3 separate regions of the Homo sapiens genome follow, and regions 1 and 2 are each linked to region 3. Evidence: read pairs that join two places in POLR2A ChIA-PET (ENCODE). Cell type or tissue: HepG2. All regions are shown on one strand.

Region 1 (2,500 bases), 250 kb before region 3:
TTGTCTTTTTTTTAGAGACTATGGTGCTATGTTATGTTATGTTATGTTATGTTATCCAGGTTGACACTGATCCTCCCACCTTATCCTTCCAAGTAGCTGGAACTACAGGCACATACCCACTTTGCCTTGCTGTCTTTGCTGTTGACACGGAAGAATTTTTTTTTGTTTTGTTTTTGAGACAGTCTCGCTCTGTCACCCAGGCTGGAGTGCAGTGGCGCGATCTAGGCTCACTGCAAGCTCCACCTCCCAGGTTCACGCCATTCTCCTGCCTCAGCCTCCCGAGTAGCTGGGATTACAGGTGCTGGCCACCATGCCCGGCTAATTTTTTGTATTTTTAGTAGAGACGGGATTTCACCGTATTAACCATGATGGTCTCGATCTCCTGACCTCATGATCCGCCAGCCTTGGCCTCCCAAAGTGCTGGGATTATAGGCATGTGCCACCGCGCCCGGCCGATATGTAAGAATTCTTAAGACCCTTATGAGAGATATGATCTGAAAATATTTTCTCCCATTTTATAGGTTGTCTTTTCATTTTCTTGCTAATGTCCTTGGATGCACAAAATTTCTAATTTTTATTAAATCCAATTCATCTATTTTTTTTCTTTTGTTGCTTGTGCTTTTGGGGTCATATCTAAGAATCCAATGCCAAATCCAAGGTCACGAAAGATTACTGTTTTCGTCTAATAGCTTTATGGTTTTAGCTCTTATATTTAGTTTGTTGGTTGATTGTTTTGAGTCAGTTTTTATATATAATGTGAGGTAAGGGTAAGTTTTAAAATTGAGAAGTATAAATCCACCAATTTTGTTCTTCTTTTTTCAAGAACATCCACGAAGGGCTATTAAGGGCCCCTTGCAATTACAGATGATTTGAATATTGGCTTTTCCATTGCTGCAAAAAGGCCATTGAAATTTTGATACGGCTTGCAATGAATCATTTGTAGATCACTTTTAATATTGACATCTTAACAATATTAAGTCTTCTAATCCATGGAACATCTTTCCATTTACACAGGTCTTTAATTACTTTCAGCAACGTTTTGTAGTTCTCAGGGTACAAGTCTTTTACTTCCTTGGTTAAATTTACTCCTAGGTATTGTATCCATACAACTCTAAGGCATCATCATCATCTCTTGGCTTTACTTTATTATAACTCTTCCAAAGCACCAGAGGTATCCAAACTATAATTGAATACTCCTCTTACACTGATATTTATCAACCTCACTAATCCAAACCACTTCTACCCAGGTTTTCCAAAGGTTACTTTGAAATAATTCTTCTGTAAATAGGATGAGTCAGCTAGAAGATTTCTGCTTAGCAAAGCCAACTGACAGACACATTTAGGTTCTCATTTGCAATTTACATTTGTATCACATGAAAGAAACTGAGATGATCACAATTTTAAAGAAATCATTTCTTCCGAATCATTAGGCTAAAGTGGTTTCTAATTTTGTCTACACTAAGCAGACTAAGAAACATTTTCAATCCAGACATTCTGAATAAATTAGCTGGCCTCAAAGGAAATCATTTCCTTGGATGTAAATTACAAGTCCAATGAAAGAAACTTCATATTTCTTTAGAGATAAATGAATATATTTTCTCTTAAGATAATGCTCAGTTACAACAAGAGCAGAGTTTTCAAGAGATTCAAAGGACCTTACTGACCATAAAACAAACTTACACTAGTCATATAATGATATAAATATTTGACTATCCATTTTGGTTGTGTTATTCTGCTGTCAATTCAAATTCTGTAATGTTCTTGTATCTATACCTATTTTCACCATAGTTCAAGGCCTAATTGCCTCTTTTCTGGACATAATGACCTTGTAACTGGTTTTCCTACAGTGAATCTCTATCAGTTCTGATTCATCACATACAATGTTTTCGTACTTATCAAAGCACAGCTCTATGTCACATCTTCTCCAGCTTGTCCTCCATTCAGAATCTCAAGCTTCCTATGCTCTAACCCCAAATCTTGCCTCCCTCCTACAGTATCCTTACATGCTGCTTACATGTAGGACTACTTCCTGATGGCCTACCATTTCCCATCCCTGAGGCTTTGCATTACTATTTTCTTTTTGGGTTTTTTTTTTTTTCTTTTTGAGACAGAGTCTTGCTCTGTTGGCCAGGCTGGAGTGCAGTGGTGTGGTCCTGGCTCACTGCGGCCTCTGCCTCCTGAGTTCACGCGATTCTCCTTCCTCAGCATCCCAAGTAGCTGGGACTGCAGGCGCCCGCCACCACCCGGGCTAATTCTTTGTATTTTTAGTAGAGACGGAGTTTGACCATCTTGGCCAGGCTGGTCTCAAACTCCTGAGCTTAAGTGACCCACCCACCTCGGCCTCCCAAAGTGATGGGATCACATGCGTGAGCCATCGCGCCCGGCCTACCTTCCCTTTTCTTCTCCCATGGCCAAGCACCTGAAAAAGTAGTCCCCTGAAAATGCCAATTTCAGCATGAAGACTTTTTTTTTTTCTGAGACAAGTCTCCCTCTGTCGCTC
Region 2 (2,500 bases), 230 kb before region 3:
CCTCAGCTTTTACAGATATACTTGTACAAACAAAATTTCTAAACACACAGCACTACCTCGCAAACATCAAGGATAGCAATATGTTATTTGCTTGGGAATGACATCTGATCATCTAACTGTTACAGGATCCTTGGTGTGTTGCTTTTCTGGCTGGAAAGCTCTGTGGCCAGTGGTGCCTTTGCCTGAGTTTTGCTCAGGCCTGCTGGGCTTGTTCCGGCCACTCAGCCTGGCAGGCTGTGCTAGGCTTACACTACCAGCCTGGATCCCATGTCTGTCAAGGGTGAGCCAGGCATGGAGCAGCAAGGGGTGTGTGAGAAAGCAAGCGTGGGTTCCGGCCACTGCACACAGTCAGGCATGCTGGCTGCTGCAGTGAGGCAGGTAGCTCCAGGTGCCTGCACAGGCCCTGGCTCTCTGCCAGGCTGCAGCTGGACCAGGTGCACCGCAAGCAGCTTCCACAGCTGCCACCAGGGAATGTGGTGACATTCGGAAGCTTGGAGACTTCAGTAACCACAGGGCCCCAAAGAGGGAGTCACAGCCCTGGCTCAGGGAGCTCCCAAGCTTGGGTTCCCCAAAGGGCTGCAGCTCTTCTCTCCTTCTCTTCACTTGCAATGTGGCAAGCAAGGGGCATGTTTCAGCCTTGTTTGTGTCACAGCTCTTTCAGCCCTGCCATTTGGCAGGTCCCGAGTTCTTGTCCTGCATCCAGGAAGAATGAGGTATGCAGACAAGTGGAGGGTGAGCAAAGTGAAGAGGAGCTTTATGAGTGACGTAATAGAGGAGGGCCTGGGGTGGGTGGCTCCTCTCTACAGGCAGGTTGTCAAATCGAGTATTCAGCTCTCAGCAGAGAGGCGGCCCTGGAGTGAGCAGCTCCTCTCTACAGCTGGTCATCTCAGCGTCTGCAGGTCTCAGCAGAGAGGAGACCCTGGAGTGGGCAGCTCCTCTCTGCAGCTGGTCATCCCGATGTCTGCTCAGCTCTAGCTGATCCCAGGGCTTTTACAGGCCTCAGAGGAGGGGAAGCATGCACCGACTGGTGCATGGACAGCCATGGGCAGGCTGAGAAAAGGCACCCCAAGTTCCCACTACAGTCCATGGGACTGGTGGCCTGGCCCCCCAGCCTTCAGGCCCTTCCTAGCCTGAAGGTGGAACCTCATCGGGGACCTGGCCTCTTCTGCTCAGGAACGTGTTTGCCTCCTGCTATTCATGGTGCCCAAGCTGTAGGTTCCATGGGGTGTCTGCAGGCCAGCATTGAGCTGCACACATCCCCCATCAGCTTACTTCCTATGTTTGTCAGTGCCCAAAGTCCAGAGGGGGCCAAGGCGGCAGGGCACTGGTGTGTCAGCACTGCCCCGACTTTGCTCTGAGATTGGAGTGGGTGCTGACAGCAGGGAAAAGCCAGGCAGTAGGAGCAGGCATTTCCAGGGCTGTAAGGGAGGGGGGCCTTCCCAAGCACGAGGATGCCTGGGTCCGTAGCCACAACTCGGGTAGCTACAGCTGTGCCTGCAAGGGGGGAGCTCCTGCCTGCTCCATGGAGCAGAAGGCCCAGGTCTGCAGCCATAACTTGGGCAGCTGCACCTTGGGAGGCCCACCCCACCAACTCGGAAGGGGTGGGGCTCCCACTTGTCCCCGGCTCCTACAGGCTCCACGGAGTATGCAGCCCTGGCAGCACCACCCTGCTGCAGCCAGCATGATGGCAGCAGCCACTCCAGACAGGCCACTGATGCCATCATTTTCCTGGACAGCAAACGCTCCGAAAGCAGGCATAAGGTTTTTGTTTGTTTGTTTTTTTGAGACAGAGTTTTGCTCTTGTCGCCCAGGCTGGAGTCCAATGGTGAGATCTCAGCTCACTGCAACCTCTGCCTCCCATGTTCAAGCAATTCTCCTGCCTCAGCCTCCCGAGTAGCTGGCATTACAGGCACCCAGCCAATGTTTGTATTTTTAGTAGAGACGGGGTTTCACCACGTTGGCCAGGCTGGTCTCAAACTCCTGACGTCAGGTGATCCACCTGCCTTGGCCTCCCAAAGTGCTGGGATTACAAGTGTGAGCCATCGCGCTTGGCCAGCAGGCCTAATGTTCTTATCTCATCTTTATATTTCAAATCACAGAATATATTTAATACATGTTTGTGAAATAGACAATAATATTTCAAATTTGAGAAATAAAATAGGTTTTCAAAGCACAATCTCTTTTAAAATTCTTTAGGCCATGAAAGATTGCATTACTGCACTCCAGCCTGGGCAACAGAGCAAGATCTGTGAACTACAAATAGTTCACTTTAAAGATTTGACTCTACCTAGTCTCATCGATTACTCCTTGATACTCCAAGGCAGGATTATCTAAATGCTGAAGACTGCTAGTTGTATCCCAGAAAAAAGTAAGCACACATTCTAGCTACTATTTTCTAATATCCTTAAAAAAAAAAAAATCACGTGGAAAGTCATGGCTAAAAGCTTTCTTCACAGAGGTCATTCTCATAATAATGCTGAGAACTGAGCTCACAAATCCA
Region 3 (2,500 bases):
CAACATGGTGAAACCCCATCTCTACTAAAAATACAAAAATAGCCAGGCATGGTGGTGGGTGCCTGTAATCCCAGCTACTCGGAGGCTGAGGCAGAAGTGGCTTGAACCCAGGAGTCGGAGGTTGCAGTAAGGTGAGATCGCACCACTTCACTCCAGCCTGGGCGACAAGAGTGAAGCTCTTTCTCAAAAAAATAAAAGAATAGGGCAGGCGCGGTGGCTCAGGCCTGTAATCCCAACACTTTGGGAGGCTGAGGCGGGTGGATCACGAGGTCAGGAAATAGAGACCATCCTGGCCAACATGGTGAAACCCTTTCTCTACTAAAAATACAAAAATTAGCTGGGTGTGGTGGCATGTGCCTGTAATCCCAGCTACTTGGGAGGCTGAGACAGGAGAATCACTTGAACCAGGGAGTCAGAGGTTGCAGTGAGCTGAGATTGTGCCACTGCATTCCAGCCTGGCTACCGAGTGAGACTTTCTCAGAAAAAAAAAAAAAAAAAAAAAAGAAGGCCGAGCGCAGTGGCTCACGCCTGTTATCCCAGCACTCTGGGAGGCCGAGGCTGGTGGACTGCCTGAGATCAGGAGTTCGAGACCAGTCTGGCCAGCATGGTGAAACACTGTCTCTACTAAAAATACAAAAATTAGACAGACATGGTGGCAGGCACCTATAACCCCAGCTACTCAGGAGGCTGAGGCAGGAGAATTGCTTGAACCTGGGAGACATAGGTTGCAGTAAGCCGAAATCGCACCATTGCACTCTGGCCTGGGCAACAGAGTCAGACTCCGTCTCAAAAAAAAAAAAAAAAAAAAAAAAAAAAAAAACCCAAAAAACCAAAGATTTCTAAAATGCTTCTGGGTGCAGAGTCTCAAATATTGGAATCTGAGACTTTTTTTTTATTTACAGACATTAAAGTCACAAGAAATCTGAAATCAATATTGTTCAAAAAATTCAGGCTATATATTTGTTGAACTTAGAAGTCTTCCAGTTCAAATCCTTTATGTTAAAGAAATAAACACTGAAGACAAAAGCTCTTTGTTAGCAACATACCCAAGGACAAATAGCTTGTTAAGTGCAAACCGAGGACTTTAACCTGGGTTTCCCAACTTGTTCTTGTTTCCTTCCTACTAAATCATTCTCATACTTAAAACGCTTATTTGCCTACAAAAATTCAATTCAGCTGGGTGCTCATGCCTGTAATTCCAGCACTTTGGGAGGCTGAGGCGGGTGGATCACCTGAGATCAGGAGTTCACAACCAGTCTGGCTAACATAGTGAAACCCCATCTCTACTAAAAATACAAAAATCATCTGGGTGTGGTGGTGGGTGCCTGTAATCCCAGCTACTTGGGAGGCTGAGGCAGGAGAATCGCTTGAACCCGGGAGGAAGAGGTTGCAGTGAGCTCAGATCATGCCATTGCACTCTAGCCTGGGCGACAGAGCGAGACCCTGTCTCAAAAAAAAAAAAAAAAAGAAAAGAAAAGAAAAAGAAAATTCCATGGCCTCATGAGAGCTTGTCAGAGAATGATTTATTTCAGGATATAGGCCAAATCGAGAACACAAAAGAAAAACAACACAGGTATATAGATAAAATGTATCTTATTGGCTACAAAACAAGAGGCTAACATGGAGCCAAAAACAATAAACAAACTCATGGAGTTTTTTCTTATGTTCAAGTTTCTCTTCTGAAGGCTAAATGTTGTTATATTTTACACCCTGATATATAGGTCTTTCTAGTTTGAAATATGCTTGAGTTTAGTGTGAAAAGCAAGATGAATTCCATCTCAGATTGTGAAACATAAATAAATTTATTCATGGCTGTTTTAAATGGAGTGGTCTAAAAGATGCAGCTTCAGGAATAGAAAGGTCCAGAAAGGGATGGAGAGTTTAGTTAATTTTAGAATATAGAGAAATACTAGAAGGTAAAACAGCTAGAATATTTTCTTTCTTTTTTTTTTTTTTTTGAGATGGAGTCTCACTTTGTTGCCCAGGCTGGAGTGCAGTGATGTGACCTCTGCTCACTGCAACTCCTCCTCTCGGATTCAAGCGATTCTCCTGCCTCAGCCTCCCAAGTAGCTGGGATTACAGGTGTGTGCCACCATGCCCGACTAATTCAAATTATTTTATTTCTAACATTCCTTCCTTCTGAGCAAATGACATGGTTATATAAAGCTTCTGGGCACGAGCTATTATAAACTATCAAACGATGAATTGTTTGGCTGAACAAGACCAGTTAGACACCTCTCCTACCATTTTGGGTAAAAGAAGGGATAAGGAACTTGTTAAAGTCATAAAGCAAATTATATGCATTTAATATCGAGACTTCACTTCTTTCAGTGATTTTATACTGTGTGGTTTGAGTAAGCCATATAATATATGTACAATATAAGAACAAGGAGCAGCCAAATAAAAAGGACTATTAAATTAGCAACTATACCAGCACTGAGGTCTCTTTTTCAACCAAACATCCCCTTTAGGTCAAAATTTGTTTTTTTTTCCCTAAAGA

The links. Peaks named below come from ENCODE experiments on the same cell type or tissue, not always from the same donor. Only the 100,000 strongest peaks of a DNase experiment are listed, where the experiment ranks them.
Region 1: POLR2A ChIA-PET joins it to region 3 with 5 read pairs; 4 of 35 experiments call an interaction of 5 or more read pairs at or near these places.
Region 2: POLR2A ChIA-PET joins it to region 3 with 5 read pairs; 4 of 35 experiments call an interaction of 5 or more read pairs at or near these places.

Annotation. Positions count from the first base shown.
Region 1 is chr1:52,327,578-52,330,077 of GRCh38, reverse strand. All of the region lies in intron 13 of ZFYVE9 (zinc finger FYVE-type containing 9), which reads right to left. Among named protein-coding and RNA genes, the nearest start is that of CC2D1B, 37 kb to the left of the region's middle. In HepG2, no CTCF peak of the experiment used is centred here; a DNase peak (open chromatin) is centred at 1,267.
Region 2 is chr1:52,304,713-52,307,212 of GRCh38, reverse strand. All of the region lies in intron 13 of ZFYVE9 (zinc finger FYVE-type containing 9), which reads right to left. Among named protein-coding and RNA genes, the nearest start is that of CC2D1B, 60 kb to the left of the region's middle. In HepG2, a CTCF peak has its summit at 476; DNase peaks (open chromatin) are centred at 832 and 1,302.
Region 3 is chr1:52,078,840-52,081,339 of GRCh38, reverse strand. The region is part of intron 3 of BTF3L4 (basic transcription factor 3 like 4); the gene reads right to left. Among named protein-coding and RNA genes, the nearest start is that of BTF3L4, 24 kb to the right of the region's middle. In HepG2, no CTCF peak of the experiment used is centred here; a DNase peak (open chromatin) is centred at 1,099.